Regions from separate parts of the Mus musculus genome. Here regions 2, 3 and 4 are each linked to region 1. A link is a loop called in an ENCODE intact Hi-C map of the cell type or tissue named here. Cell type or tissue: heart. All regions are shown on one strand. Region 1 has its middle 12 kb from the start of Pced1b. Region 2 overlaps Gm41394 (a long non-coding RNA gene). Region 3 has its middle 50 kb from the start of Gm41393. Region 4 has its middle 43 kb from the start of Rpap3.

What was found. A loop is a pair of places that touch in the nucleus more often than their neighbours do. Peaks named below come from ENCODE experiments on the same cell type or tissue, not always from the same donor. Only the 100,000 strongest peaks of a DNase experiment are listed, where the experiment ranks them.
Region 2: a loop joins it to region 1, with 2.4 times the contacts of the local background. A loop is called at or near these places in 6 of 42 quality-filtered maps.
Region 3: it touches region 1 in a loop (2.6-fold over the local background); 5 of 42 quality-filtered maps call a loop at or near these places.
Region 4: a loop joins it to region 1, with 5 times the contacts of the local background. A loop is called at or near these places in 13 of 42 quality-filtered maps.

What each region holds. Positions count from the first base shown.
Region 1 is chr15:97,231,285-97,239,284 of GRCm38, forward strand. No RefSeq gene overlaps it. Among named protein-coding and RNA genes, the nearest start is that of Pced1b, 12 kb to the right of the region's middle. In heart, CTCF peaks have their summits at 4,134 (motif pointing left) and 5,857 (motif pointing right); no DNase peak of the experiment used is centred here.
Region 2 is chr15:97,603,225-97,611,224 of GRCm38, forward strand. Gm41394 (a long non-coding RNA gene) reads right to left here. Exons shown (of 3, transcript XR_875642.2): 3 at 7,986-8,000. Among named protein-coding and RNA genes, the nearest start is that of Gm41394, 13 kb to the right of the region's middle. In heart, a CTCF peak has its summit at 489 (motif pointing left); a DNase peak (open chromatin) is centred at 4,767; H3K4me3 peaks cover 876 bases; H3K27ac peaks cover 512 bases; H3K27me3 peaks cover 323 bases.
Region 3 is chr15:97,452,547-97,460,546 of GRCm38, forward strand. No RefSeq gene overlaps it. Among named protein-coding and RNA genes, the nearest start is that of Gm41393, 50 kb to the left of the region's middle. In heart, a CTCF peak has its summit at 1,152 (motif pointing left); a DNase peak (open chromatin) is centred at 3,395; H3K4me3 peaks cover 364 bases.
Region 4 is chr15:97,659,141-97,667,140 of GRCm38, forward strand. No RefSeq gene overlaps it. Among named protein-coding and RNA genes, the nearest start is that of Rpap3, 43 kb to the right of the region's middle. In heart, CTCF peaks have their summits at 4,712 (motif pointing left), 5,211 (motif pointing left) and 6,377 (motif pointing left); DNase peaks (open chromatin) are centred at 4,891 and 7,441; H3K4me3 peaks cover 647 bases; H3K27ac peaks cover 430 bases.

The sequences.
Region 1 (8,000 bases):
TACCCAACTGAACTGCTGACAAAGAAGATTGAGCTCATGGGGGGACGGGGAGGCTAGGAACTATTGCTAAGGATAATGATAATCAGGATAAGGATTGTGATAATGTGGTGGAGAAAAATCAAGCTGTAGCAGGAATGGCGGGGCCACCTCTATGTCAATGCTGGGACTTCGCAGTCACAAAAGCATCTCCTGCAGGTGGACCTCACTGAGCACTGTCTGAGAGATCAGGGGTTGCTGGCACAGACAACACCAGCCAATCGGGAACTACTGTTTAGAAGAGATGCTTTCTTGGGCCCAATGGGGGCGTGAGTGGAGGGTATTAAAGGAGCTTGCAGTAGTGCTCAGATGAGCTGGCTACAGCATTTCTCACCTGCTCCCAGAGTCTGTGTCGTTAACTCTGTGCCACCTCACCTCCAACCCCCAAGGGCAGGTAGGGTCAGGTGGAGAGCTGTCCAGGGCACAGGCAGCAATCAAGCAAAGCAGGACATAGTGAATCAGGTCTGATTAGAAGCCTTCCTATGAGGGGCACAGGAGGCCAACCTTATTAGGAAAGCCTTTAGGGAGAGGAGAGAGAAGCAGAAAGGTCCTAAATAAGGAGATCACCGTTTGGAGCACACAGAGCCAGTGGATGAGTGCAGGCTGAGTCTGGTTCTCAGAAAGCTGGCCAGGGATTGGGGCTGGGGTAAGGGTCAGCAGGCTGTGGGGTGGACTCGCGCTTGGCTGCACTTGACAATTGACTGCAAGGTTTTCAGTCAAGTGAGTCTCTGGTGTGAATCTCAAGCCTGGGAATGCTTCTGGCATCTTGTTGTACATGTTTCTAGTGCAGAGCGAGCAAATAAGAGATAGGGCATGTCTTTGTTAGGGTTTTACTGCTGTGAACAGACACCATGACCAAGGACAACTATAAGGACAACATTTAACTGGGGCTGGCTTACAGGTTCAGAAGTTCAGTCCATTATCATCAAGGCAAGAGCGTGGCAGCATCCAATCAGGCATGGTGCAGGAGGAGCTGAGAGCTCTACATCTTCATCTGAAGGCTGCTAGTAGAAGAATAATTTCCAGGCATCTAGGGTGATAGTCTTATAGTCCACACCCACAGTGACACACCTAATCCAACAGGACCACACCTTCTAATACTGACACTCCCTGGGCTGAGCATATACAGACCATAACAGGGAATCACAGGGCTCAAAGCTGAGGATGAGGCGAACTCCCCCTTACTTCGGGTGACCCCTGTAGTGTCTTGTGTTAAGGACTGACCCTGGAAGGGCAGAGATGGAAGCAGTGCAGCCAGTCAAGGAGTGGGTGCCTGAATGAAGGATGAGATGGGGTAGCAAAGTGGCGTTTGCAGATGGAGCCTAGGGAATGTTCCCCAGGATAAAAGAGCAAGGGACTCATCCAAGATGGTCTGGGGCCTCAGTCATGGAAAGGATGGAGTTGCCATTTGACTGAGGTAAGAAAAAGTTGAGCACATACTATCTTTGACTCATTCTGTCAAATCTTTCTCTGATTCACCACTTTGTCTGCCACTCAGTTAGACATCACTTTCAAACATGGCTGTTTCCCTCTACGAACTAACCTTACCGGCATTGTTAGGGATTAGAGGAGTGTACTAAGGATGGTTCTGTATTCCAGCCAGAACACACAGACCTAGAAGACGTTTGGATACGATCCCTCAACAGAGCAGCCACATTGCTGGATTAAAATTCCTCTACAAGCCGGACGGTGGTGGTGCACACCTTTGATCCCAGCACTTGGAAGGCAGAGGCAGGTGGATTTCTGAGTTCAAGGCCAGCCTGGTCTACAGAGTGAGTTCCAAGACAGCCAGGGCTACACAGAGAAACCCTGTCTCGGAAAAAAAAAATTCCTCTACAAGAAAGGACAAGGGTAGAACCGAGAAGCCATCAGTATAAACCCTTGCAGGGGAATGCCCCTGGACTGGGAGTGTCTTCTAAATACCTCTGAGGTAGGGAGGAGCCGGGGGCAAGTGTAGCTAAGTATCTCTAGGGTGGTTTGATAGCAGCTAAGTACTTAGTTCTTATGTTCTAAGTAGTTTCTAGAATGAGAAGAGATGAAGGTGTCAGCCTCTGCCCACAGCTCTGAATCCTTACACCCTGTGGGAAGAGACCCCACGTCCTCCCAGGGATCCTCCCGTTATCTCCACACTCAAGAGAAGTGCAGGGTGCCTCATCCTGTAAGTGACACTCCTACCTCCCCAATGCGTGGTGCTTAAAGCCCAACAGGCCAAGAGACAAAGAGCAGGGAGTCAGGCAGCCAGATTATTGGTTGCAAAATCCCTGTAAAGTAATGACGGACTTGATTCTTTACGAAAATCCAAGACCCTGCATGGGGCAATGTATGGTTTTATCTTCAAAATCCCTGCCAGGTCTTATCCCTGCCAGCAACGTCTTGTCCTTCTGATCACTATATATCATAGGAGATCATGATCCTTATTGCAAATTATATATATATAACAATAAATGTTGTGTGTTTCCAATTGGATCCTAGAATGACTGAGGTTTACAACCCAAATAGCTCCTGACAAACTTGGCCCAGGATCAAGCAGTGTTTCCTCTGGGTTTGGGGAAAAAGTCAAAGTTATTATAAATGGTTGCTAAGGGGGAATGTTTGCTATTTTCTCCACTGATTTGAAGTAGGTCAGATTGAAAGCTGAAGACATCCCTAAGGTTGTAATTAACTATGAATATTAAAAATCTGAGAGCAAATTAAAAAAACAAAACAATCGACTTCTTTTAAACTCACGGATATTTCACTATATTCTTTTCCCCAGGCGAGCTGAGTTCTTTGGAAAAAGAAACACGATGAAAAATGGATACTCTTACATGCGAATGAGTTCTGTAAAACAAGACTTTGAGGGAGTGCAGCTCAAGCACAAATGCTTTGGAGAAGTTTTTAAGCAGGCAGAGTTGGGGCAAAGTGCACACACATGTGCGCATGCACACACACACACACACACACACACACACGCAATCATCACGAAGGTCAGTCTGATAACCTACCCTTCAAAGCCAGACTTTTCTGTCCCTTTCCACCCAAGGCAGCCACTCTTACAAAACTGGTTTAGTCCAGTCAATACATGGGCTCACAATGTAGACCTAATTACAATGAGGCTTGGGTAACACTCCTTGGTCTCTGAGACATTTCTTGGTCTGCAGAGTGACCACTGAGTTAAGTAGGATAACTTATCACAATCCAGCTTCGAATGAGAAACTAATGTTCCTAGCTCTTTTTAGCCTAGCAAAACATACGGCTCTGTGTGAGGCACTTTAGCAGACTTTCCTTGAAGAGCTATGAGGCAGTCCGTGTGGCTGCATCTCCAGACCAGAAGGACAGACGGAGGACTGTGAAGTGAGGAGGATCTTTACACTGCACCCCTTCCAAAGGGACTAGTGACCCCACACACACTCCTGACAGGGCTCATTATAAGTCTGAGCCACACTTCCAGCCTTTGTATTGGGCTGGGCACCCATGGAAGCCGCCCAGGCATTATTTCTTCCAGGAATTCTTTGACCTCATCAGAGCATTTCAGCGACGAGACATCTACTCCACAGTAAAGCTCTGCATGGCTTCAAAGCCTGGGAGTGGTTTGACTGTTGTTATACTCTGTTTGAGGATGAAGAAAGTTACATACTGGGCTTTATATATATAATTTATTTATTATTTCTATGAATACACTGTAGCTGTCTTCAGACGCACACCAGAAGTGGGCATCAGATCCCATTACAGATGGTTGTGAGCTACCATGTGGTTGCTGGGAATTGAACTCAGGAACTCTGGAAGAACAGTCAGTGCTCTTATCCACTGAGCCATCTCTCCAGCCCCCATAACTAGGTTTTCAATAATGTTTCTTGGATGGGTGGGTGAATGAAATTGAAATAGAAATGCCTGTTATGTGCTAAGTCTTTGGCTTAAGAGACAGATGACAGGACGAGGACCGAGTCAGGAAGATGAGGACATAAAAAGAAGAAGAAAGGCCGTAGTGATGGAAGGCAGACTCAGATGGGTGTGTGGGAAAGGGCAGTCTCTGCAAGGCTGGAAAATATAGTCGGACCACAGAAGGGAAAGCAGCCTCCGTACAGAAATGCAGCAAGAGCAAAGCCCTCTTGTGGAGAGGAACGGTACTGCAGACTAATGGACTAAGGTCATGGTTCTCAACCTCTGGGTCCATATCCTGCACATCAGATACTTACAGTTCATAATAGTAGCAAAAGTACAGTTATAAAGTAGTGATGAAAACAATTTTATCGTTGGGGGATCTGAAGTGGTATCTTGAGGGTTCTTTGGAGAGCCAGTTGTATTGGATGGCGTTTTGCTGGGGCAAGCACGTGAAGGAGTGTCACGTGAAAGGACACGTGACGAAGGATTCTTTGCTAACAACACGATTGTATTGGTCCGCCTTCCACTGCGTAGTTGAGCTGCGTTTGTCCAGACTCAGAGGATGACTGGCTGCCCGTGCCACACTGAGGAGAGTATTAATAGGACTCCATGGAGTGACAGAGACAGAGCTTGGCTTGCTGCTACAGCTACCTGTGCGATGCTTGTGGGTCTCGCATCTTCACTGATTTTCGCTTTCCTGAGAGAGGCACAGCCAACAACATCTCCTGGTGTCCCTCTGGGTCCCTCCTGCTGGCTCAAGCTGAGGCTGAGGCCTGGCTGTCTCTGCTAGCTCGTGTCACCGCTGTTGCTAACCTGACTCTACCGAACTGGAAATGCTGGTGTGCCTGTGAAGTGTTTGCGAGTGGATCGAGCTGCCGCCGCCTACTGACCTGTGAACTGAACTGCCCATTTCCAGACAACACAGATGGGAGTTGCTCCCAAGAAAGCTTTCTAAACAAGTCCACTTCCTCTGGTGAGTGGTGGGCTAAAGGGAGGTTAAAGCGTTTTAAGAACCATCATTAAAAACGGGATTTGAAAACAAAGCTACAGGTGTCACCACAGCACAGAGGAACTGTATTAAAGGGCCCATTAGAAAGGTTGCAAAGCACTGTACAATATCTACAGCTGATGGTTGTTCTGGGCCCAGACCACGAGGTTCCCCATACACTTCCAAGATTGCCCTCTAAAAGAAGGTTTGTGCAAAATAAGGCATGAGACAGAATGTGGGTGTTAGCATGGAGCCTTACACGCAGGAAATAATTATACTGTTCTCTTTCTCACGGCAGGGCCAGCACACATTTAGAAAGCTTTATTCTGCTGTGGGTGGTGGTGAGACTTGGGGCTGTGAGCGTAGACAATGGGCTAGCATGGCTTCCCTGTGGGTCTTGAATAAGCCACAGGTAGTACAACTTGAAATGAGCCATCTGACACTCATTTGGGGTCACTATTAACTACCCTGCCCTACCTCTGTAAGGCATCAGCAGGTGAGGACCCACCGTAGGTGGTACCCACAACATCCAGAGCAACACTTCTCAGCCTTCCTGATGCTGAGTGAGACCCTTCGATACAGTTCCTCATGTTGTGGTGACCGGGGCAACCATAACATTGTTTCGTAGCTACTTTATAACTGTAATTTTACGACTGTTGTGAATCATAATGTAAATATCTGATCTTCAATCCCCCCCCCCCAAATGGGGTTGCGACCCACAAGGTGAGAGCCACCGATCTAAGTCTCACCCACATTATCCCAGGTTGCAAAAGCAAGGTATCTGCCAATCACATTCCCGTTTTGCCTCCCGTCGGCTGTTAAAGTCACTAGCAGGCACCTCTGGATCACTCTTGAATCGCTTTAGGGTTATTTGATTATCCTCTGGGCCGCTTTGGTTTTGCCAACTTGACTTAGGTGAAGAAGAGGGAAATTCAATTGAGAGCATTTACATGGGACCGCCTGTAGGTGGCGCCCCACCCCTGGGCAGGGGGCCCTGGGTGGTGTAGGACAGTGCACTAGGTCAGCTATGAGGGGCCAATTCATAAGGAGACATAGTCCCTGCTTCAGTTCCAGCCTTGGCGTCACTTGATGGACTGCGACCTGACATATGTGAGCCAAATACACCCTTTCCTCCCCAAGTTGGTTTTAGTGACATTGTTTTGTTTTTATCACAGCAACAGAAACCAAGCTAAGTCGCTCTCTCTACCACAATTGAGGACACTATAGCTACTATCCATACTTATGGCCCATGCACTGGCGACGCTTAGGAACATTGTCATTCACAATGTGGAGGCCCTTTGTCCTGTCACCCTATGATACAAAGATGCTATGGACGCTACAAATTTTTCTGAAAATATTTTTAGTGCTCAGCCAGAATATTACCTAGTAGAAGTTTTTCATGAAGTACGCTAGCAGGGGTACTTTAAAAATAATTTTTAAATTATCTCGGTTTTAAAACCCAGTTTTAAAATTAGTTTGGAAAATCCCTAAAAAGGTTTGAATTGCCCACATTATTTTCCTGGAAATTGAAATTTTCTGCTCTCCCTCAAATAAAACTTACACTTTAGAAATCACAAATAATTTAAAATTCTCAGAATACGGAAGTTAATCCCTTGTTCATCTTGTTCATTTAAACGAGTTATACAGCTAATAGTGTCAAGGCAGAAATATATTTTGCATCTTCAGTGATTGCATGGAGAAGGAGAATCAGATTAATGAGTCAGTAAAGTGGGGAAGCCTGGGCTTCCGTGATGGTTTAAATGAGAATGGTCCCTACAGGCTCCTGTATTTGAACGTTTGGTTCCCCAGTAGGTTGAAGTGTTTTGGAAGGATTAGACAGTGTAGTCTTCTAGGAAGAGGTATGTCATGGAGGTTTCAAAAGCCTAAGCCATTCCCAGTTAGCATTCTCTTCCTTTCCCTCTTCCTCTCCCCCTCGGTCTCTCTTTCCCTCCTTCTCTTTCTGTCTCTCCATCTCTCTTTCTCTGTCTCTGTCCCTCCCTCTCCCTCTCCTCCCCCTCCTCCCCTCCCTCCCCCTCCCTCTCTCCTCTCTGCCTGGAGCTTGCACAATGCCCCCTTGTCGCCATGCTCCCCATCACGATGGTCATGATCTCTGGAACCGTGAATCCCCAAATTAAAAGCTCTCGCTTGCACCGTGCCTGGGTTATGATTTGTGTCAGTAACTAAGACAGCCACCTAATCTACACCTTCTTAGGCGGACTCTCGGTTTTGCTGCTCGTACCGCGGTTTGCTTTTAAAATTGTGTCCGCAGGGACGGGCGTGGTGGTGCATGCCTTTAATCCCAGCACTTGGGAGGCAGAGGCAGGCAGATTTCTGAGTTCGAGGCCAGCCTGGTCTACAGAGTGAGTTCCAGGACAGCCAGGGCTACACAGAGAAACCCTGTCTCGAAAAAACAAAACAAACAAACAAAACAATAAATAAATAAAATAAAATCGTGTCCGCATGTATTATAATGTATGGCTTCCTCTTCATCTCTTCCACTCTCCCTGAATAGCAATACTTCACACTCTTCATGAGTGTGGGTTTGTATGCACATCTATGTGTTTGTGCCAGAGGTCAAAGCTGGGTCTTCCACGGCGTCTTGTCTGAAATCATCTCTCACGAAACCGGAACTCACCAGATAGGTAGACCAGATGTCCAGGAAGAGGGATCCACTTACCATCCTCTACCCCAGCTCTCCCATCCCTAGCGCTGGGGAACAGGGGGAAACTACCGAGTTAGCCTTTTATGTAAGTTCTGGAGATCATACCTCAGGCCCTTGTGCATGTGCAGAAAGCTCTCCGCTGCCTGAGCCATCTTCCCGGGCCTCCTCTGCACTCTTTACTTTAACTGAAAGTTTACTTACGACTCATGACATACAAAGTCATTTATAGTGTGTCTAGGTGAGAATACGGAGAGTGTTTGTTTGTTTGTTTAGTGGTTACATGACTTAAAACCAGTTCTTAACTGGGTCACCTGGAAAACGTACCTTTTCTGTTATGAGTTTCTTTCTCCCTTTGCTGGACTTGCCATCTGTCCCAGACTGTCGGAATGACAGCAAACCTCTACTACTTCTTGTTGCATGCCTGGTATTCAGTAGGTGCTTAATACAAGAATC
Region 2 (8,000 bases), 370 kb after region 1:
TGCTCCTGGGACACAGCAGCATGTGTCCTTATGATCCCAGAGCAGGGAAGAAGGAGGCAGAAACATCCCTGTGGGGAAGAAGGAGGCAGAAACATCCCTGTGGCTTGCTGCCCCATTAGTTTCTCTGAATCAGTGAGATTACGGTCCAGGAAGAGACTCTACCTCAAGCATAAGGTGGAGAGTTATTGCAGACATCCAAGGTCGACCTCAGGCACATGAACACTAACTTCTGACTCCATGGATCAACAGTTTGGGCTGTATTTAGCAGATTTGTTCTGCTTTTAGTCTTTACGGAGCTGAATAGTGGCTGAGCAGTGGGAGACAGCCTCACTCATGTGTCTGACGGCTGGTGCTCTCCCCCTGAGTCTCATTCTTCTCACGTCGTCTGTTATCTGCAAGGTTTCTAGACCATGCATCTTTACCAGGAGACCTTGAAGAACCGATGCAGGAAAGTGAGGACAGAAGACACTGCCCTCTTCAGGCTTGCTTAGAAATCACTCTTTGTTCTTTCACATCCTAACAGCAAAGCTAATTGCTCCATACACCCTAGATGCACGGGTATGGTAATAGGTTCCCCATCCTTATGGAAGGAGTCCCATCAAAGTGGGGCCAATGAATGATCCATTATTTTCCCATCTTCCTCTCTGCTCTCCTTGCATTTCCAACAGTGGTGTCTTCTTAGATAGGAAGGCATAAAGATCATTTTTCTCTGCAGTTTATGTCTTTTTCCTCAAGGGGGGAAAAGACATTAAATAAGTTTTGCTCTTAGGAAAGTAAGTAGAGAGATGTCAGAATAGGACATGATAAATGATAATGTACTGTTTGGAGCCAGGTCCCATAAACTCAATACACAAACAAAATCTGGAAAATTGTAAATAGAATTCTGTTCCTTCTGTTTTCGGTTTGGAGAATGGTATTTCTCCTAACTAATTACATTTACATGATTTGTTCATTAATTGTTTTGAAGCAGCTGTCCCATAACTAAAGGGAAACAATGATAGTAATTTGCATATTCTTAAATTATAATTAAAGTTCCAGAGACAAATTTGAGTCCTCACAGCATGGAACAGTTATGTAAGACTCTGTGTTCAGGAACATGCTCATGGGAGTGAACAAGGCTGATTTGCTAGGCTTTTCCAGTAGTGGGGAATGTGAGTGTGAACAGGTAAGTCCTTAGGGAGCCCTCACATTAGAACAGCAAGATGAAACACCTATTGATAAGTAGTACACATTCGGCTTCTAACACCCAGTTCAAGAGAAACCCTTGGGCCTGTTAGATTCCTTGGAAGAAATTTAGATGCACAATTTTCAACAATATCAGGACCAATGAAACATGTTTGAAAGATTTCAGCATCCGAGTAGAAGTTATAGACAAGGGCTCTCACACACCAGAGGAATCTGTTGATTGTCATGACTTCAAGAATCTAATACTGCACTGGGCTTTTAATCCCAGGGCTGGGGAGGCAGAGGAGGCAGAGAGGCAGAGAGGCAGAGAGGCAGAGAGGCAGAGAGGCAGGAGGCAGGTGGATCTCTGTGAGGTTGAGGGTGGTATGGTCCACAGAGCAAGTTCCAGAACAGCCAGGGCTGTTAGACAGAAAAACCCTGTCTTGAAAAAATAAAAAAATAAATGAATAAATAAATAAAAGAAGGAGGAGGAAGAGGAGGAGGAGGATCAGAATCAGAAGCTAGTAACACAAGTGAGTTTGGAATGTGTGCTCCTTTAAAACAGAGCCTACTTGATTTCTATAACTAATAATGGCTGCCATGTAACAAGCTTATCATGTTCTCTAGCCTGTTATGTGTACTCCATTATTCGGTCCTCAAGGTGCCTCTGTAGGCGGTCTGTATTAAGTAAACACACTGGATGGCTTGAATGGCAGTTTGCATCCTCATAGCACTAGAGACTGCAGCATCCAGAGCGGTGAGGGCCGTGTGGAAAGAGTTGTTCAGACATCTCTCCTAGCTCGTAGGTGGCTGTCTACCCCGTGTCTTCACACTCTCTTCCCACCATAGGTGTCTGTGTTCAGATTCTTCTTCCCATAACAGTCATGTTGGCACACCCTCATGACTCCATTCAACTTCCTCTCCCCGCTTTAGAAGATCCCTTCTCCAAGTGGCTGCAGAGATGGCTCAGAGGGTAAGAGCATTTGCAGTTCTTTCAGAGGACTGGGGTTTGGTTCTCAGCACCCACCCGGTGGCTCAGCACGGTCTGTAACTCTGGTTCCAAGACATTCAATGTCCTTGTCTGACTTCTGAAAGTGCCAGATAGTGCATACACATGCATGTGTATGCATAAGTAACCAAATACGTACGCATATTTTAAAACTCCCACCTCTAAGAGTACTTACATCCTAGCTCACCACCGGGCTGTGGTGTTGTGACTTAGCTTCAAAGTATGAACTCGAGTGGCATGGGCACCATTCGGTCCATATATTACTATATAATCCCGTTTTACAACTGAGGAAATAAGTCTAGAAGAATTGTTGGGTAGCTCTTTAAGATTACCAGAAGAGAGGGGGGGGGATAAGCGAGGGCAATTAGGAGTCAAATATGAGCAAAACATCCTAACGAAACCCATTATTTTGAATACTAACTATAAAATAGTAAGGTATGCCTCTAGGTCAGGTGGGCTCGGAGTCCTTCAAAAGCACCGTATGTTCACATAAGACCTTTTCCCTAACCCCGTCCCCCACCCCCAGGCTCCTGCACCTAGAAGCACCACATGACCTTTTAGCAAGTCTCAACTCCCCCGTTGTGGGCATCTGCCTGTGATTGCGCTAGATAGCGCACCACCAGACTGTGGTGTTCAACCCAGGGCTTAGTACTTGATGAATATTGAAATAAATCTTGTACCTCAAAAAGAACCATGACCTTGCCCAGCCAAATGGTGTACAAAATTGTAATATTGAATATCCTAGTACAGCATTTTTTTGTGTAAGAATCCTATGGGGAGGGAGATGGCTCAAAAGTACCCACTGTGTCGACGTTAGGGCCTAAATTCATATCCCCATCACATGTGGTGTCTTGCCCAGTAATGGGAGTGGGCATGGAGCTCACTGGGCAGCCAACCTAGCCAATTAGTTAACTCTGGTTCAGTGAGAGAGACTGTCTCAAAAACTAAGGTGAAGAGTAATTGAGAAAGACATCCTGATTAGAGCTCTAGCCATGTGTGTGCGCATGCACATGTACCCCCATGTACACATTTACACTCCCACGGGAACACAAACATGCTCACATCTCACACATATGTATACGCATATAGGAGAAAAAATAGTGTTTGAGATGCATGTCTTTCTTATTAACGGAAGCTTTGTTTGGGGGAGGGAGGCATTTCTGTTGTTCAGGCCTCAGCGGAAGAGATTTCCTTAGGGGTGGGGTGGAAAATTAGGAGCGATGATCCTCTAACCTGTGCTGAGGACAGGTCGGATTAGGAAGGGTAGATACATCAAAAGACCAGAGGATCCTTTCCTCTGGTCAGATTTTCTGAAGAGCAGTGCGGGTTGCCATAGCAACGGCAGCACTTTGTAGTCCCGCCCCTCCTCGCTTCCTACCTGCTGGTGTGGAAGGGCTGGAAGCGCCAGCCTTCCGCCGCAGTAGGGAGTCCTCCTCCAGGCTCTTGAGAGCCAGAGGTAGGGGAAGACTCACGCGAGACAACCGGGGAGAGACGACGGGGGTTGAACCAGCCAGGGGCTGAAGGAAAGAAGCTTAGGGGATGGGGAGGGACCTCCCCTGCCAGGAGGTGAAGGCTAAAGCGTGGGCAGGAGTGACAAAGGCATAAAGGAGGAAGCTGCCACCGTTGGCAAATAATCACAGCTGGGCCAGCAGTTCTCAGAGCTGATTATTCTGTGATCCCCGGCTTAATTGATTTTACACAACCTCCTGACTGCGCAATTGGGAGCCTCCAAACAAGAAAGGCAGTTTTCAAAGGACAGCTGCTTGCTCGAGTGGACACCCCACACAGAATTGTTTACTGGAGCTTCTAATGACTTCTTCTTCTCAACCGAGCCAGAAAATATCTTCCTAAAGACGAAGCGGGAAGGATGCCAGGGCTGTGGGTATTGCTACAGTGCGTAATGATCAGTCTTCCTAATCAAATCAGTGACTTTACTGCGAGAGTGCCCGTTTCTGCCCTAACAATATGATACGGGATTGCTAAACTAACAGCCATTACTGTTTTCTAGACTCTTCTCTCCGTTTATTCTAAGTCAGACATAATTCTACTTGGTGGTAATTTTTGCAAGATTCAAAGAGAGTAGAGGACTAGGGTTGATCATAAATTATATTGACACCATTGATGAAGACGTTAGGAAATCATGGAGTCAGAAAAAAAAATACTCAGGCTTATCGGGGTTTTCTTTTAGGGGAAAATGACCAACTCTATCAAAATCACAGAGAAAATTTATCCAAACAATACCCAGAGTCAATCACGGTCCATTGAAAAACAAACGGGAGAAATGTACAATTCTGCAGCCACTCCCAGCCAGTGCAGCCCCTCATTAACAGCAACAAGACAGTTAATTTACTTAGCAACCCGCCGCTGGCTTTCAGCCGTTGTCTTCCTCACATCTGCTGCTCCAGCATGATGCATTTAATAAATATGTTTATAAGCCAGCCATTTATTTCTGGCACCGTTTTTGCCCTTTTCTACACCAAACTTCATTCATGGGGAGGAGACGTGTTAATTGTCCCATCCGTACGTGACCTTTCGTACTATGCTGCTAGGAGATCCTCCAGAGCCTAACACTGAGCACAGTGTGAGCCGCCAAGCCCGGCAGAAGCTGGAGACAACATCTTTGTGTCATAGTCAGCAGTGAAACATCAGGCCAAGGGAATACAAACTCTGGGACGGAGCAGGAGTACCCAGGAAGTCTCAGCTCACGCTTCTCCTGACTCTAGATGGCAAAGTGTAGCGGTGCAGAGTAATGCTACATATTAAGGGGGACAGTTAAATAGAGTTCACTGCATTTGGGTTTATGAAAATGGCCCGAGACAAGGCAGGTAGCCTGTGATGCCACCTAGTTACCAAACAATCAGGGATTATTTGATTATCTTCAAAGAGATCCATTCTCCAAAATTTGCATGGATTGTCTATGAGTGAGGATGTTCGTTGTCGTGAGCTAACCAGATGGCTTAGCTGAGAGATGGCTCAGTGGTTAAGAGCACAGGCTGCTCCTCCTGAGGACCTCTGTTCGGTTCCCAGCACCCACGTGGTGGCTCACAACCATCTGTAACTCCAGTTCTAAGGGATCCCACATCCTATCCTGACTTCTGCAGGTACCAGACAGGCATGTGGTCCACATAGGTCATGTAGGCAAAGCACTCATATAGACAATAATCTTGGAATCTTTTAAAAATGTCCATCCATCACCCCATACGGCCATTGTTGACTGTGCTAGAAGTCCCAATGTCCCAGAGGTTACTTTTTTAAAGATGAGGGGTCAGCTCTCCAGAGGAACACAAGATGGGCCAGTAGGATGGGCCAGTAGAAAAACCCCTTAACCAGGAATAAATAAAATAGCCTCCTATTCTACAGGCCTACCACTAACAGTCATGCAACCTATGTTTCTGAATCTGTATCAATTAGCTATTGCCATGTAACAAGACAACTCAAAGCTGAAGGGATTAAAGTAACAGCTGCCTACTTATTCTTCTGTGACTGGGTGTTTCTGCTCATCTGGGAGCAGCTGCTCTCAGCTTGGTTTACTTATCTGTGGAGAGCCGTGCTGCGAGCAATCGTGGCGCTGGCCTCCGCTGTGCCTAACTAGTAAACAAGCCTTGTATGCAGGTGCGAGAGTGAACTCACTCCTAGTCACTCCCATTCTCGGGGTGTAATAGTGGGGTCATGGGCGAGCAACGAATCAGGAGCTGTCACGCCATATCAGGTGCTGAAACGTCACGCTGCGGGCTATAAAAGCGGCGCCATTTTCCCAGTTCGGGGTCTTCCTGAAGAAGTAAGCAATAAAGCTTTTGCCGCGGAAAATTCCGGTTTGTTGCGTCTTTCTTGCCAGTCGAGTGGGACACAATACTTATCCATCTGTGGTCACATGATGGCTCACTCCTTACAGAACTTAGTGTAGCCACAGCTAGGACAACTCAACTCTGCTTTACACAGCTTATCTCATTCTCCAGTGAACTACCACAAGTTTGTTCTCATAGTAGTAGAGAGGGAATGGTACACAGGTGATAGGGAAGGGTGGACCAGGGGTTTTTTCAGGGAGGGAAGAAGATGAGAATGGGAGGGAAGGAAGAAGAAAAGAAAGGGAGAGAACAGAGAGGAAGAGGAGGAGGAGGGAGGGGAGGAGGGAAGGGAAGAGGGAGGAGAGGAGGGAGGGTGGAGGGAGGGAGGGACAGACGACAGAGAGAGAATAGTGCGTGATCTTTTGGGACCTAAACTCAACATGGCTCTTTAAGCCTGCCTTTTCTCTGAGTGGTCATGCTTCCTAACTGGTTGCTGTGCAACGGCTGACAAATCGTGAAGTGTCTTTAGCAGATTTGACATAATAAGACAAAATTTGTAATGACATTTGGGTCACAGAACGTCGTGAGACTGTTTATTCATGCCCTTTGCCACATTTGAGGGAGGGAATGTCCTGAGAGGTATTTCACTTATGAATATCATTTGCCTTGTCCCAGGCGGCTTGCAGGCAGCCTGCTACATGAATGTATGCACAAATATCTCAGCAGACTAAGGAAGCACAGAACTGAGACAAGTCAAAATAGCTATTAGCGGGGAATCAAGGCAGGCTCAGAGTAGGAAGAGACACTAGCGCAAATATACAAATATTGCTATAAGGATATACTGTGAGTCTCATTAAGTCTTATATTGGCTCTGCATTTCCTAGAAATAACAAAAACTAAAAAGTTGGAGAGATGGTTCAGTAATTAAAAGCACTGACTGCTCTTCCAGAGGTCCTGAGTTCAATTCCCAGCAACCACATGATGGCTCACAACTATCTGTAATGGGATCTGATGCCTTCTTCTTGTGTGTCTGAAGAAAGCTACAGTATTCTCATATAAATAAAAATAAATCTTTTTTTTTTTTTTGGTTTTTTGAGACAGGGTTTCTCTGTATAGTCCTGGCTGTCCTGGAATTCACTCTGTAGACCAGGCTGGCCTCGAACTCAGAAATTCTCGCCTGCTTCTGCCTCCCAAGTGCTGGGATTAAAGGCATGCGCCACCATGCCCTAAAAATAAATCTTAAAAAAATAAAATAAAAAGGAAAAAGTCAACTTAGTCAGGGTTTCTATTCCTGCACAAACATCATGACCAAGAAGCAAGTTGGGGAGGAAAGGGTTTATTCAGCTTACACTTCCATACTGCTGTTCATCACCAAAGGAAGTCAGGACTGGAACTCAAGCAGGTCAAGAGGCAGGAGCTGATGAAGAGGCCATGGAGGTATGTTCCTTACTAGCTTGATCAGCTTGATTTCTTATAAAACCCAGGACTACCAGCCCAGGGATGGCAGCACCCACAATGGGCTGGGTCCTCCCCTCCTTGATCACTGAGAAAATGCCTTACGGCTGGATCTCATGGAGGCATTTCCTCAAGGAAGCCTCCTTTCTTTGTAATAACTCCAGCTTGTGTCAAGTTGACACACAAAACCAGCCAGTACAGAAGTGTTCCCCAAGTTGTGTTATCCAAGTTGTGTTGTAGTGGAACAAGAAAGATTTCCTGGCCCGTACCCTGCCTCCCAAGCCCCAGTGCAGTTTACTGAGAAGCCCTTCCTGTCCATTGCTCCACTGGATGCTTTCTGTTTCTACATTGCAGTAAGGTGTGCTCCTTAGGTCCTGAATGAAGTGAGCATATCCCACAAACCAACGGCAGTGACCACGTCTGGACGATGGTAAAAACTGCCTTGGGTATTCATGGGACAAGGTGAAAGGACACAGTATACATAGATTGTTTCCATTGGCAGTGTTTCCTTTTAAAAGAAATCTGAGTGTTGGGGTCACGAGGTGCAAATAATGAGGATAGGACTGCCGAAGTCAGAATTAAACCAA
Region 3 (8,000 bases), 220 kb after region 1:
AGACGTGTTTCCAAGTGAGCCTGGAGCCTGTGCACATCGATGTGAGAGGTGAAGCTAAATCATAGGCTTTTACATTTTTTCCTTAACTATATATTCTCAGGTTTCTGAAATCAAAACATAGTGCTTATGGAATGAAAATAAAAGTTTATTTTCGAAAGAGCTAGAGGTTGCTATAGAAATGCATTTTGACCCAGACCCTAGAATGTATCAAAACAAAGATTGATCACTGAGTAGAACTATATAGTCAGCACATGTTTCTAACTAGAACAATTTGGTAATTAAATCCACCTAGAAGACCGGTGGGGCTTTATGAACTGTTAAGACGGCTGTAGTAGCCAGTGTTGCTCAGCATCATCTCTGGTCTATTAGGAGGTAGAGACAGAATGTTGTCTAACATCCATTGTTTCCAGCAAGGAGCAGGGCTGTTGACCACTATCTGCCACACCCAGAACAGACCCAGCACAGGGGCAGGGCAGGTGAGCTTAGGCAAGAATCGATAATCCATGACTAATGATAATGATGACGGCGACGATGGCGATGGATGGTGATGTTGCTGTAATCACAATAGGAACAAGATTAAAGGATTAAGGAGAAGCTGCTTTGTGCTAAGGGCTCATGGGAAGGAGCCCAGCTGATGATAAACAGAGGTTTGACTCCATCTACCCAGAACAGCAGGCAGGACCACAGGATCTGTACCAGGCTTTGACCATATCCCTGGCAGGGCCCTCAAAACTCTGTCCCACTAACAGAAAAACTGGTTCATGCTTCCAACCCTCTAACACCTTCAGTCCCTCCATATACTTATTTTATCATTTAAAAAGTAACTTTGGGGAGCCAGAGAGATGGCTCAGTGGTTAAGAGCAACCGGCTACCCTTCTAGAGTTCCTGGGTTCAATTCCCAGCAACCACATGGTTGCTCACAGCCATTTTGATGGGATCTGGTGCCCTCTTCTGCTGTGTCTAAAGAGAGCAACACTGTACTCACATACATAAAATAAATAAATAAATAAATCTTTAAAAAAAAGTAACGTTGGAGCTGGACAGAGATGGCTCAGCAATTAAGAGTCCTCATTGTTCTTCCAGAGGACCCCAACCACCTGTTAACTGCAGTTCCAGATACTCTGACGCCCTCTTCTGGACTCCACAGGTACTGTACTTTTGTGCATATACACAAAATAAAATCTTTTTAAAATATGAAAAATAAATAAATAAATAATATGGAAAAAAGACTTTTTCTCTCTCTTTTTCTTTCCCCTCCTTCCTTCCTTGTTTATTTATTTGTTTGTTTTGTAGCTTTGGAACATCAGCTTGTGTTTGGCCAATGTTGCTGTGCTGGGAAAACTGGAAGCATGAGTCATTCATATTTGTGGAGGACACAGAAAATAAACACAGAGATAAACAACGTGAGCCAGGTGTTAAGCACTGTGTACTTGTAACGAGTACAGACGAGGTCTGGAGACTGGCAGAGGTCCCTTCCATAGCATGACATGTCAGTGAGCAGGCTTTTGAAATCTGTAGGTTAAACATCCTAGGCGGAGAGGACGGAAAGAACAACGTCTCCAAGACAGACATCTGCTGGAGAGGCTGCAGAGGAGCAGCCTGGATGATGTGCACTGACCATGGGACCAAGGATGAAAGGGATTCTGAGAATCGGCCAGTGCTCTGATCCTGTAGGGCCTGCTATACCACAGTGGGGATCTGGAGTTTATGGTGGTTCAAGTGTTAGAGAAGGACAGCAATCTGGTTGCTCAGAGTTTATAACAGAATTTATTTGGCTACTGTGAAGGGAAAGAATTGGGTCTGTGGTGGTTTGTATATGCTCTGCCCAGGGAGTAGCAGGATTAAGAGTTGTGGCCCTGTTGGAGTAGGTGTATCACTGTGGGTAGGCATGGTCTTTAAGACCCTCATCCTAGCTGACTGGAAGACATTATTCTGCTAGCAGCCTTCAGATGAAGATGTAGAACTCTCAGAAACTCCTGCACCATGCCTGCCTGCCTGGATGCTGCCATGTTCCTGCCTTGATGTTAACAGACCGAACCTCTGGACCTGTAAGCCAGCTCCCAATGAAATGTTGTCCTTATAAGAGTTGCCTTGGTCATGGTGTCTGTTCACAGCAGTAAACCCCTAACTAAGATAGGGACAAATGTAGCTGCTGCCCTGGCAAGGTGGGGTTAAGGAGAGAGGCTGCCTAGCTCCACCTATGTCAGGAGGTAACTGGATGTGTAAAGTGAGATCCAGGCCTAGTCAACAGAGATTCTAACATCCAGCAGCTATAAGCTGTGGTACCTCCACTGTGATAGGAGCAAACATGGAGGAAGAATTTGGGTTGGGGGAGGTTCTGGGATTCCATGCGGGATCTGTGAAGCTTGGGAAGTTCATCACACATCCGAGTGTGAGTCTGTCAAGCAGGCATTTGTAGAAGTCTGTGCTCAGAGAGTTTGGGAAAGCCATCAGTGCTTAGACCAACACCGTCTGGTATGTGTATGATACAACCTGGTATGCTTGTAGCCCTCCTATCCTCAAAAGGGAGAGAGCAGGCAAAGTTAATTTTGATAGTGTGTTTTATTTAACCAAATATATATATAACCTCACAATTTTACCATGTCAAAGCATAAAAGTGCCAAGGAGGACTTTTGCAATTTCACGCACAAGTGACACTGAAGATTGAGGCTAGAGCCTTGTCATCAGCACTTAGGAGAAACAGCGTGTGTGGCTGGCATCATTGTGTTAGACAGCATAGGTCTATTCAGCCCAAAGACGCAATGAGAAGCAGTGGCCGCAGAATCAAAGAGAAAGCTGAGAAGCCCAAGGATGAGCCCATGGGAGCACTAGCACTTGGTGACCAGGAAAAAGAGGAGGATGGAAAAAAGTGGAAAAGGACAGGAATGGAATGTTGTGTATCCTGCCAGGGTGTGGGGCACTGCCTGAGGTGCACCCTGACCCATTCATGCCATTCTCTGAGATGTGACTTTGTATGCTAAAAACATGAGTGAGTGAGAGAGAGAGAACCTTAAATGAAGAAGACATGAGGCCCCCCCGTGGGGACCCAGAACTCAGGCCATCTGCAGTGAGAAATATGAATAAAAGATCAGATGGAATCAGGACCAAGACACAACCACAGATTGGCCAATGGGAGGGTCGTGTTGTACTGTGGTTAAGCCAGGCTTTCATCTACCCTCAGAGAGAGAGGGCACTTCTGGGTTTTGCTATCTGATCGCTATGCTTTTAGATCTGCTTTCTCTGCAACCTTGTATACTATAACAGTTAAAAGACTCTTTAATGACTTGCCCAACCCCAACACACACAATCAAGAAGCTGGAAAACCACTAAACAGTGCGACTGGTGGAGATCTGTGACAGCTGCTTCCTGTTTGGCAGAGACCTGGAAACAACTTTGCCAGTACAGGTTCCCAAGGGGTCAGACACGTGTAATCCGGATTCAGCTGGAAGTAAGAGGTAGGTGGGCCTAAGAATGGCTTACAAAGCACATAACTAGCCATTTCCCCTCCCATCTCTCTCAGAAGAACCCTGGCCCTTCCACCCAGGCATAAGAACAGGATAAACCAGGGCATCGTGGGATGGTTAAGAACAAGACACAGAGAAGAGGAGCTGGTATTGGATAAAAATCTAACAGTGACTTGTGGGATCACCCCACTTCTATCGCTGGCCTGCTCCAGCTCAGCTTCTGAACTATAGATTGGATAGCATGTCAGAAGCTATGACTAGACCAAGAGAAAAGGTCTCTGACATTTTCTTGATGATGATGTCATGTCTACAAGCACTATTCTTGAACATATGCTAAGATTCTGGGCATCTCCTTTTAGTTCCCCATTCTTGGCTATACGTGGTTAGCCAAGGACTATTTGAAGAAAGAGTCTAACATGAAAGGGCAAGATAAAAATTATTAAAAATGCTTTGGAGGTTTAGATTGTATAGGGGATGCTAGTAAGAGAAGATCTCTGATCTGGAAAGCCAAAATCAGATGCTATAAGAAAAATAGATCATTAATAAAACAAAAAGAGAACGCTTAAAAAATGGAAATATGTCACTGAAACAATAAGTTGACTATCAGGGTTGGCAGGTAGGTCGGCTGAAACAGTAGAACAAAAAAGGAGATAGGAGGAGGGGAGGATAAGAAAGAAAAAGTGAGTGATCCGCCAAGAGGCCTGGTGTCTTAATTATAGGAGGTGGAGAACATGGGAGCTAAAGAAACAGAAGCGAAGAAACAGAAGAGCAATTCAAGCAAACCTCCCCAATCTACACTAAAAGTTCAGCTGGGTCCCTAGCATGCCTCATACTGCCCCATGCAATCCAGAAATCACATGGCACAAAGGCATGGGAAAATCAGTAACGTAGTACAAAGAACAGCAATAAGGATGGCTTTGGACGCTTTAACAACAGCAGGAAGTAGAAGTCAATGAGAAATGATGCTCTTATAACCGACTCAAGATGGAGGAAGCAGGGTCGTTAGCAATGGGACAAGGCGACAGGACCCCCCCCAGCCCCCCGTGGAGCCATGGGACAAGGCGATAGGACCCCCCCGGGGGAGCCATTGGACAAGGTGATAGGACCACCCCAACCCCCCCCCCGGGGAGCCATGGGACAAGGCGATAGGACCCCCCCAGCCCCCCGTGGGAGCCATGGAACAAGGCAATAGGACCCCCCCCCCCCGGGGGGAGCCATGGGACAAGGTGATAGGACCACCCCAGCCTCCCCCGGGGGAGCCATGGGACAAGGCGATAGGACACCCCCAGCCCCCCGGGGAGCCATGGGACAAGGCGATAGGAACCCCCCACCCCCCGGCCGGGGAGGTAAGCAAGGACAGCTACTATGCGGGGTCAGATATGACCTGAAGGTGTCAAGCAGGTCTTCTGACTCAGGAAGACACGGCTCCACACAGAACGGACATTTACATAACATGTGAAACATACCATTCTCATCCTTTCCCCCTCAAACATGGAGAGAGCGTCTTCCCTCTATACTCTCCACCCCACGTCTCTGGTCCCTTCACAGCTAACCTCGAGACTTCTCTACATCCTCAGGTCCCCATCATTGCAGCCACTGTGTGGCATGGTACAGAAGAGAGATAGAGAGACAGGACACGTATATGGTCACAGAAAGTTCTAGTAGGCATTGTAGGGAAGCAGTAGGCACTGGGAGGGCAGCGAGCAGGGCCGGGTGCGTGGGTGCAGCTTAGGGAAAGGGTAGAAAATTCATTAGCTGAGAGTGAGGATGGGGGAGGGGATGCTATGAGTCTGAGAAGAGAGTCAGTTGTGGGAAATGAACCTTCCCAGAGAGGAGGACATGAAGGCGTGCTTTCCTTTTTCTTGACCCGATTATGCAAAAATTGGAATCAATGTTTTTTTGTTTTTTGTTTTTTTTTGTTTTAATCTTTTAAAATAGTTTGTTAATTCTCTGAGAATTAATAATTCAATGTACTTTGATCATATCCACTCTTCCTAATTCCTCCAGGTCCTCACCTCACTGCCCCCCTCCCCTCTCCTCCCCTCTCCTCCCCTCCTCTTCTCTATATCTCTCTCCTTCTCTCTCTCCCTCTCTCCATCTCTCTCTCTCTCTCCATCTCTCTCCCCATCTCTCTCCATCTTTTTCCATCCCCTCTCCCAGCCCCCAGTCCACTGAGTCCCATTTGGGCTGCCCATATACTCATGGGTATAGATCCTCCACTGGGGTGTGCTCGACAGCGAGCCATGGGTCACACCCTTAAAGAAGACTGACTCTTCCCCCACTAGAAGCCGTGAACTGTCAATAGCTTCTCAGTTAACGGTAGACGCGGGGGAGCTCCTCCCACTTCCACGGTCGAGCTGCTAGGAACCCAAAAGTACAGCGACTGTGTCCTGTCACATCATTTTCCCAGGCTTCCCTGACATCTGCCTCTTACGATCTCTCTGCTGTCTTCTGTGGTGGTCCCTTAGCCTTGGAGTAGGGATCACCATATTTGACTTTAATAGTATTGTCACTTGCAAGGCTGTTTTCAAAGCAGCTATCCCTAAGCTTGGCCAGCCTTGGCTGGGGATAAAAGCATAAGCCAATTTCTAGCTACCTCATCCCCAGTAATCCCCCCGGTAAAACCAGAGGATGCTGAGAAATCCCACAGCCAGGTGCTCATGGCCACAGCCTGTGCGGGGCTGCGGCAGGGCGGGGCGGGGCGGGGCGGGGTGGGGTGGGGTGGAGGGAGGCTTCCTGGAGATGTTCTGTAGTGGTAAAGCATGGAAACTTTCTCACTCAAGGGGCTTTTGATTTTTAAGAAACGGAAACCGGTGCAATCAAACTTAAACACAAAAAGAGAGCTGCTTCTGTGTACCCACTGCTGCTGGGGGGGCCGGGAGCAGCAGGGGAGTAAGTCATTTTCCTTCACTTGCAGCAAGTTTGTCTTTTTCAATTACACCACAAAGATGGGGGGAGGGGGTGCTGGGAGCCCACCTCAGCTGGTGGCAGAACCCAGCTACCAGCAGCCACGTCTCTGCTAGTACAGCAAACGGACCATTGTACATGAGTAGTATGAGACCACCCAATCCTGGTGCCAGAAAGGTAGCATGCACAACCATGGACCAATGGAGGAGAGGAGGGGCGGGGCGTCTCGAGAGTAGGTACGTGAACCTTGTAGGGACATCTAAACGAGAACCCATGAAGAGCCTACGACTACTCAGAGTCCAGTGGACTTTCAGCCCTATACCTTTCTTTGCCTTGAACCCCGCCCCCACGAAGTGGAAACTTAAGGGTTTTTGTTTGTTTGTTTGTTTGTTTGTTTTTTGTTTTTGGCGAGTCAGTTGTGTTAGATGGTGTTTTGCTACAGAACTCCAAGGTCAAGAGGATTGCAAGCCAAGCCCTTTTAGCCTCCTCTCTGGCTAGTTCTGGTATTATATTCCTCAATGCCCTCTGTATGACATGTGAGAGTCTCACCCTCCCCAAGCCTAGAAATTTACTTGTATACATTATTTTGTTAATATAGACATTTCCCTTAACATTGAAGTAACAACTTAGCCCCAGAACCTCTCGGTACTTGACACAGTAAAGATTTTCTTCAGCTTCCCAGTCGGGCTGACTCGAGGCAGGTGCCAGCCTGTAGTGAAGGGGCCTATGAGTATCTCTCCTTGGTTCTGTCAACTCTGCCCATGATCTCAACCATCCACGATCACGGAGAAAACTGATACCAATTTTCAAGCCTGTGACCCAAGCAGATACATCACAGCTGCTCAAAGCCCTTTGGCCGGGGTTAGGCTTAGGGCTCCACCTCAGAGGGGGCTGGACATTTGAGAAAGATATAAGAATGTCGAAGCCATCTCTTGTCCAGCAGAGCTGTCTGATCAAAGCGACCTGCACGGCACAGCCCCTTCTATGTTGAAATCAGCATGGAGGAGAAATAAAACTGTACTGAGATAATCTAGTGAGATTTGGGGGCCTAATTGTATTCCCAGTGTAGACACGGTCATCCCGATTAACACAGGAACGTGTAAGAAAACAGGAATGAATGAGAGAGACAGTGCTGCTTGTTGTCCTACCAAATTACCCTTGGCTTTCTCTGGAGGCTGACAAAGTTATCCAAAACTCACGGGGAATAAGGAAGGAGTGAGAACAGCCGGTGTAACTGCGCACGAAATCAGGAGGAGGAACCAACTTACTCACCAAGACAATCTCGAGGTTCAGAAAGTACAGAAAATGCAGATTAACATTACAGAGACGTCGTAGGAAATAAGGCTGCTTTTTAACAGAGAGCACGGATCCCAGAAACAGGCCCAGATACACCTGAGATGTAGCAAGCAAATTATCAGGGTGAAGAAAAAGTTCGAAAATGCTTCACTTCCTGTGTCCGGCCAAATTCGGCATGGATTGGTAGCTGAAATGCAAATAAAACCAGAACAAGGCTCGGGGGAAAATGTCCCCTCCCCCCTTTTTTCTCTTAATTTAGAACTGGGAAAGATTGAGAAACATCTTGGACAAGATTGGCACCCTTAGTCATATAAAAATTATGGGGAGGAAGCG
Region 4 (8,000 bases), 430 kb after region 1:
TTCCCCTGTCTTGCTCAGCCTGCTTTCTTACAGAACCCAGGACTACCATCCCAGGGATGGCACCACCCACAATCAGCAGAGCCCACACCCCACTCCATCAATCATTAGTCAAGAAAACACACCACAAGCTTGCCTATGGGCCAGTCTGATAGAGGTTATTTTCTCAGCTGAGATTCCTTCTTCCCAGATGGCCTCAGTTTGCATCAAGATGGGGAGAAAACAAAACAAAACAAAACAAAACAAAACAAAACAAAAAACCAAAAAACCAAAACTAACCAGCATGCTATGTTGCAAACCCCATACCAAACATTTATTTTAGTTAAATAGTTTTTACCTTATGATGTGGCTTTTTATTATTTATTTATTTATTTATTTATTTATTAACTGACAGTTTGGGAACTTTGGTCCCAGAGCTGAGGCTCAAACATCTGATTCTTCTGGGTAAGTTCTGATGCTGTACCTCCTCTCCAGACAGGATGCATAGAAGCCTGGGTGCTGTCCTTCGTTCATCTGCTCAGTAAACATTTACTGCATAACTACAAGCCATTCTTGGTGGGTAAATACAGTAAGCAGATAGGATTGCTATTTGAAAGGAGCTAATATTTCAGACATGGGGGAAAAAAACGTAAGAAATGAATGCCCTGGTACGTGGAAAAGATAAACTGAGTCACGATGCTATGAAGGAGGGAAGATGAGAGAAAGCTCATTCTTCAGTCGGTACATGGACCCCGGACTGGAGCAGGACCACGTTTGATAGCTCTCACTTTCATCCAAGGTGGCATACTCCACAGTTGTCGCTCAAAAGAAGCCCACCTTTCTAGGGTTTGTTTTTACGAGTAGGTTTTTCCTCTGTGGGAATTTCAGAGAGCCTGGCTCTTGCCTCATCCAGTCTGGTTCCTGCTGTCACTTAAAGCAACCTAATCCACAAAGAGCATCTTGCCTGGTTCAGTTAAAGAAGGAGAAAGGAGACCTGGCCCTGGGCCTCACCCTACAGAATATAGATAAATGTCCAGACACCACAGGGCAAGAGGTGTTCCAGCTCTGCACCCCAGTTCCCTCACTGGATTATCTTTGTGAGGAGTGACATGTGTACATGTGTCGGGGAGGTGTCCCAGCTTCCAACGGCTTCCTTGGTTGGCTGAGTGTAGAGATCTCTCCCACTGCTAAAGGACAAAACCTACATAAGACACAAAAGAACCCTTACACCTATGGACCCAGTTCTCATTTTCAGGTAACAAATTCTCAGGAGCCATGCTTGGTGTGGCTAAAGGACCCAGGTCTGTGCAGGCTGGGAATCCAGCAAAGAAGGACACCAGCTTCCAAGGACAATGGACAACAGGCTTAAGCCAGTTTTAGCTCAACATAGTATGCCCAATTCATGCCCTTGGGTGACAGGCTTTTCTGAATAGCCGCCAGCCACACATTCGGCACCATGAGCAAGCACACAGACGGGTATGTGAGTTCACCCTGCCTTGTCTCCCCTTCCACAAACTGCTGTCTGTCCATCACGGTTCTTTCCAATGGAGAGGCTAATTAAGAAAAAGCACACAGAGCCTGCAAGAGCCTAGACGAGCCAGAGAAAACTTTCACTGACTCTTGGAGATAGATCAGAAATTCATTCACTGAGAAAATGAAGTCTATTCATCCAGCTCCTTAGCCAAGTTCACTTTTATACAAACATGAATATATGTCGTGATGGTCCAGCCCGCTCGACAATAGCTGACAACTCCGAATGTGTCTCTCGGACTCCGCTTTCTCCTCCCTGTAAAGCTCCTATCTTCCCTTCCAGACCTGGGAAAGTCCTCGTCATATTCAAAGGCCTCGTTCACATACCATCCTCTGTGGCAAGCTTTTCAAAATGTTCATCCCACCGTCCACGAGGAAGCACACTGCTCCTTGGGTGCTGTGTTCTTCCTCAGTCAGCTCCCCACCGTTTATTCAACCATCCTACAAGGCCAGTGGCTTGTGCTCCCAGGTGCTGACCTGAGTCCACTATCCACAGGAAGGCAAGAGTCCTGCTTCGTTCATGCTTGTGGCCCTGGTGCCATGCACAGTGTCTGGCATTTATGTGTCCTCAGTCACCAAATGACTTCCAGGCCTCAGTTTCCCCTCCGTAGAGTGTCAAGGCCATCCACAAGCCAGGCTCTGTCCACGTGCAGTATGGCAATGTGAAGTCCTGCCTTGCCCTCCACAGACCACCTCACTAGGAGTTGATTCCTTTCACCTCTTCCAGCATCCTAATGAACAAGAGGCAACAATTCTGATATTGTGAAGTTTATACCTCAAGGGGGTGGGTAGGGAGTGGAGGCACACGCTAGCAAATAAGTAACTATGCCTGTCTTCGTCAGGGTTTCTATTCCTGCACAAAGCATCATGACCAAGAAGCAAGTTTGGGAGGAAAGGGTTTATTCAGCTTACACTTCCACGCTGCTATTCATCACCAAAGGAAGTCAGGATAGGAACTCACACAGGGCAGGAACTTGGAGGCAGGAGCTGATGTAGAGGCCATGGAGGGGTGCTGCTTACTGGCTTGCTTCCCCTAGCTTGCTCAACCTGCTTTCTTATAGAACCCAAATCTACCAGCCCAGGGATGGCACCACCCATAATGGCTCCTCCCACCCTTAGTCACTAATTGAGAAAATGTCTTACAGCTGGATCTCATGGAGGCATTTCCTCAAGGGAAGCTCCTTTCTCCGTGATAACTCCAGCCTATGTCAAGTTGACACACAGAACCAGCCAGTACAGTGCCAGAAGATATCAGAGAGCTCGAATAAAATTAAACAGTGTTTAAGAAAAGTTTCATGAGTAAGAGAAGAAGTTAGCGGCTCTCTTAGAGGAGGTGAGACCGAGCAGGTGGGTGCAAAGGCCCTGAGACAGCATAAGACAGCACTAACAGAGAGGAAAAGGAGCAAGGGGTGCTGGGAACGCAGTGACCACGGGAAGAATCGATAAGCATTAGTGGCTGAAACAGACAGCAGGTAGATCACGTAGGGGCTTAGTAGACTGTGAATAGGAAGCCTATTTCGGGACTGGCATAGTTAAGAGTACTCACTACCCTTGCAGAGAAACCCAAGTTGGGTTTCCAGCACCCACTGAATGACTCATGATCATTCATAACTCCAGTTCTAGGGGAGCACATATCCTCTTCTGGCCACATGGTGCACAGACATACATACACACATACATACACACATACATACACACACATACATGCATGCATACACATACATACATGCATGCATGCATGCACACATACATGCATACATACACACATACATATACACGCATACACACATATATACATACATACATACACACATGCATACATACATGCATACACACATACATATACACGCATACACACATATATACATACATGCATACACACATGCATACATACATGCATACACACATACATATACACGCATACACACATACATACACACACATGCATGCATGCATACACACATACATATACACGCACACACACATATATACATACATGCATACACACATACATACATGCATACACACATACATATACACGCATACACACATATATACATACATGCATACACACATGCATACATACATGCATACACACATACATATACACGCATACACACATACATACACACACATGCATGCATGCATACACACATACATATACACGCATACACACATACATACACACACATGCATGCATACACACATACATATACACACATACACACATACATATACATGCATACGCACATACATACATGCATGCATACACACATATATACATGCATACACACATACATACATACACACATACATACACACATACACACATACACACATGCATACATGCATATATACATACACATACATACATACATACATAGAGGCAAAACTCTCATATACAAAAATTTTAATTAATATTTAAAATTTTTTAAAAAGATGTTATATTTTATTAAAAGTGCAATGACATACCACTTACAGATTCTTTTATTTTCTCTTTTTTGCTATGTATTTTTTGAAAGGGTTTCTCTGTGTAATCCTGGCTGTTCTGGAACTCCCTCTAGACCAGGCTAGCCTCGCACTCAGAGATCTGCCTGCCTCTGCCTCCTGAGTGCTGGGACTAAAAAGGCCCTGTGCCACCACACGCACCTAACTTTCCAACTCTTAATCCAGCAGTGGCAAGAACTGACTTGTGCTTTTAGAAGTTTGGTGGCTGACGTGGGTAAAAAGATGCTTGCCATGAAGATAAACTGAGTTCTTTCTGTCCCTAGATGTGGGGCACCAACTCCATGGAGTTATCCTATAACCACACCTGTCATTCTCTCTCTCTCTCTCTCTCTCTCTCTCTCTCTCTCTCTCTCTCTCTCACGTATACATTAATAATAAACATTTTTACTTTTACCTTTGCGATAGAGAACGGCTTATAGGGACTAGAAGCAAAGAGAACAAATAGCAGACTAGGGAGATGTTGACTGTAGACTTTACCTCGTTGGTACAGCAAAGGGCTGGGAACTAAGTGAGCTTCAGAGAGGGAACTATGAGGACTTGGGAGAGGGGTGGCCTGGGGGCTATTGCACCAAGGACGGGGATGACTATCTCTAGATCTCTACCCATTCAGGCTGAAAACCACAGGTGGGGAAGTCCTGGAAGATTCAGTGTCTGGTGAGAGCCTGTTTCCTCACATGGTGCCTTCTTACTGCCCCCTTGTGGTACAGAAGGAGCAAGGCAGCTCTCAAGGGCTCCGTCTTTCTGTATTTTCGCCTTCCTAGTTGCTGTGATGCTACCCGGCAGAAGCAATTTAGAGAAGGAAGGATTTCTCTCGCGAGGACACTGCCCACTGTGGCAGCGTTCACAGCCTGGCAGCGGGAGCCTCGGGCAGATGCGTGCTCCATGGCGTCAGCCAGGAACAGCTGGCTGATAACCCTCAAGACCTTTCGCCTGTCAGCTAGGTGCAGCGTCCAGATTACACAGCCTCCCGAAACAGCGCCACCAGATGGAGACCAAATGTCCCGAAACACGAGCTTGCAGGAGATGTTTCACATTCAAACTGTAACATTTCCCAGAGCCAGCCTTCGAGACTCCACAGAATCGTGTAGAAGGGACCCAAACAATAATCTGTTAAAGATAGATTACCATGCACTAAATCTCACCCAGAAGCTTCTGCCCCTTGCTGCCCCCTTGTGGGCACAGGGATGTTGGGCAAGGAGGTCTTAATCTCACACCAGAAATTTCCGGGTGAGATTAAGAATTAAGTACAGAAGATATTTTTAAAATGATTAAAAGCCAGTGCAGTTTTGCATATTTCCACTGCTAATTACAACTGAAAGGACGTCGTGTACAGATCATTCTAAAAGACAATTCTAAACGCCTGGTGCAATGGCTTACACCTTTAGTTCCAGTACTCGGGAGGCAGAGGCAGGCAGATCACTTAGTTGGAGGCCAACCTGGTCTACAGAAGGAGTTCCAGAATAGCCTCGGCTACATAATGAGACCCTGTCTCAAAAGAAGGAGGAGGAGCAGGAGGAAGAAGAGGAAGAAGAGGGGGACAAGGATGAGTGGGAGGAAAAAAGCTGCTAGTAAAGTAGAGAAAAGAAGAAAGACTGTAGCTGGGCAGTGGTGGCACACGCCTTTAATCCCAGCACTTGGGAGGCAGAGGCAGGCAGATTTCTGAGTTCAAGGCCAGCCTGGTCTACACAGCCAGGCCTATTCAGAGAAACCCTGTCTCAAAAAAACAAAACAAACAACAACAACAACAAAAAACCAAAAAAACAAACCAAACAAACAAAAGCAGACAGACTGTCCGGGGACCTTGGGATATGAGGAATACAGTGTGAATTCCCCGAGCTTAGTGTTTTTCTCACATACCAAACAGCTACAAAGGCCGCCAGCAAACTAGAAACACCAATTGTGTGCATTGCAAGAAAGCTCCTAGGATCACCCATAGGGGACCAGCAAGAGCTTTTTCTCATTAGCCACCGCGGTGCAAAGGGTGGCGCTGACATTTTTCCCCCCAGCATTGAAAAGGAAGGCTGTCAGTCAAGAACTCTGGATCCAGTCAAAACATAATTCTTTCGACGCAGTTTTGGTTTTGTGAGCGTTGTGGTTTTAAGCAGTGGTGTCTTTTTAAGTTTCTATTTTGGTGCCCAACCATCGAGTACCATGTTGTGTTCATTAGATCCCTTTTATGAATGTATATGACCCCATTACTATAACTCACTTTTTCTAACGTTTTAATGTAGGGTAATGTCAATGGACAGTCGTGTGATGAAGTTCACAATGTACCACCTATGTACTTAAGAGTTTATGGGGTAAACCAACCAGCTTGAAACGTCACGATGGGCTTAAATGAAAAGCACAGCGCCACCTCCTGGCCAGAAGCTAACAGTGCAGCTGTTTAAAGGGCGCAGTTCTGGATTTACTCAAATCATCACCAGATCTATGAAGTGTAATTTAATTAACGAAATTAAGACTCTTTGGTTTCATAATAGCACATGTAAAGGAGAGTGTAATTAAATCCCAGTGTCTATCACTATAGTATGAAAACCTTAGTCCTGAGTTTGGGTCGTTGTCAATTAGTTTCATTGACCTGTAACAAATTCTCTGATTAACAGTTAGTGTGCTGAAAAGTTAATTCGTGATAGCTTTCTCCTGGTGCCTCGACGTGCAGTGACAAATCACGCTCTGAGAGACGATGTGGAATACATGGGTTCCACGCATGTATTGTACAGGTGGAGCTGACTTGGCCATGTCCGCTTTGAGCCTTGGGACTGAGGTGTTAGGGTTATTATCCGGGGTTTTGAGGTTGAAACGTGATAGAGTGTGTACGTAAGGGCAAAATAAAATTTCCCGTACGCACTGCCTCGAAAAAGAAAAAAGAAACAAAACAAAACCCGAAACTCGGTTGGCGCACGTCAGACCCACTTCCTGCCTTCTTTCTCTTTCAGGGCTTTGTCTTTTCAAGATTCTCCCATTGTTAAGGACGTGGAATTTCCTCGGCCTCAGCCTCCCAAGTGCTGGGATTAAAGGCTTGTGCCATCACTGCCCTCCAGCATATTAACAGCCCGACAGTCACCAGAGACATTTAGCCACTGTCCAACCGCACCACCTTCAGCGCCGTTAAAAAGGAGCCTTTTCACCGGCTCCTTCCCACCTGTATTTTCAGGATATTTCTTCCTTTTCAAAGTCCACTATGATGTTTATTTTAAACCGGGGGTTGGGGTGGAGGTATGTACTGAAATATATTGGGGGTTTGCTTCTTCAAAACACCCTCCAAGTCTCTGGAAAGACCTGATACACATCTACTTTGGGGTGGGCAGACAGCGTGCCAGCCTAGCCACGACTGGACACTGGTCGTGAGCCTCGAGCTGTGCGCCTGTCTGGGCAAGGCACCAGGAACTCAGCTTCTCTGTCTGACCTGCCTATGGCCCAAGGGCAGGGTGAGTCCCACAGCCCTCTCTGTGTGCTGGCTTTTTAGCTGTACCGCCATCATGGCTGGCACGGATGTTAGCTGTACCACCATCGTGATGGATGTACACGGATGCAGCCTCTGTGAGATGCCTCTTGTGTAAATGAGAGAACGAGCTGTTTCTGTCACAGCCCCCAATGTCCACCCCCACCCCACCCTACCCGGGACTCACTTTGTCCTTTTTCTGAATAACACATTCAAAAGTCATATCCTAATTTTTACTATTTATATCTGATACTAATCTTGTTTGTCAACTTGACTGTACCTAGAATCAGCCAAAACCCAGGCTACCGGCATTCTTGTGAGGAATTTTCTTCTTTTTTTTTTTTTAATATTTATTTATTTATTTATTTATTTATTTATTTATTTATTTATATGTAAGTACACTGTAGCTGCCTTCAGACACTCCAGAAGAGGGAGTCAGATCTCATTACAGATGGTTGTGAGCCACCATGTGGTTGCTGGGACTTGAACTCAGGATCTTAGGAAGAGCAGTCAGCGCTCTTAACTGCTGAGCCATCTCTCCAGC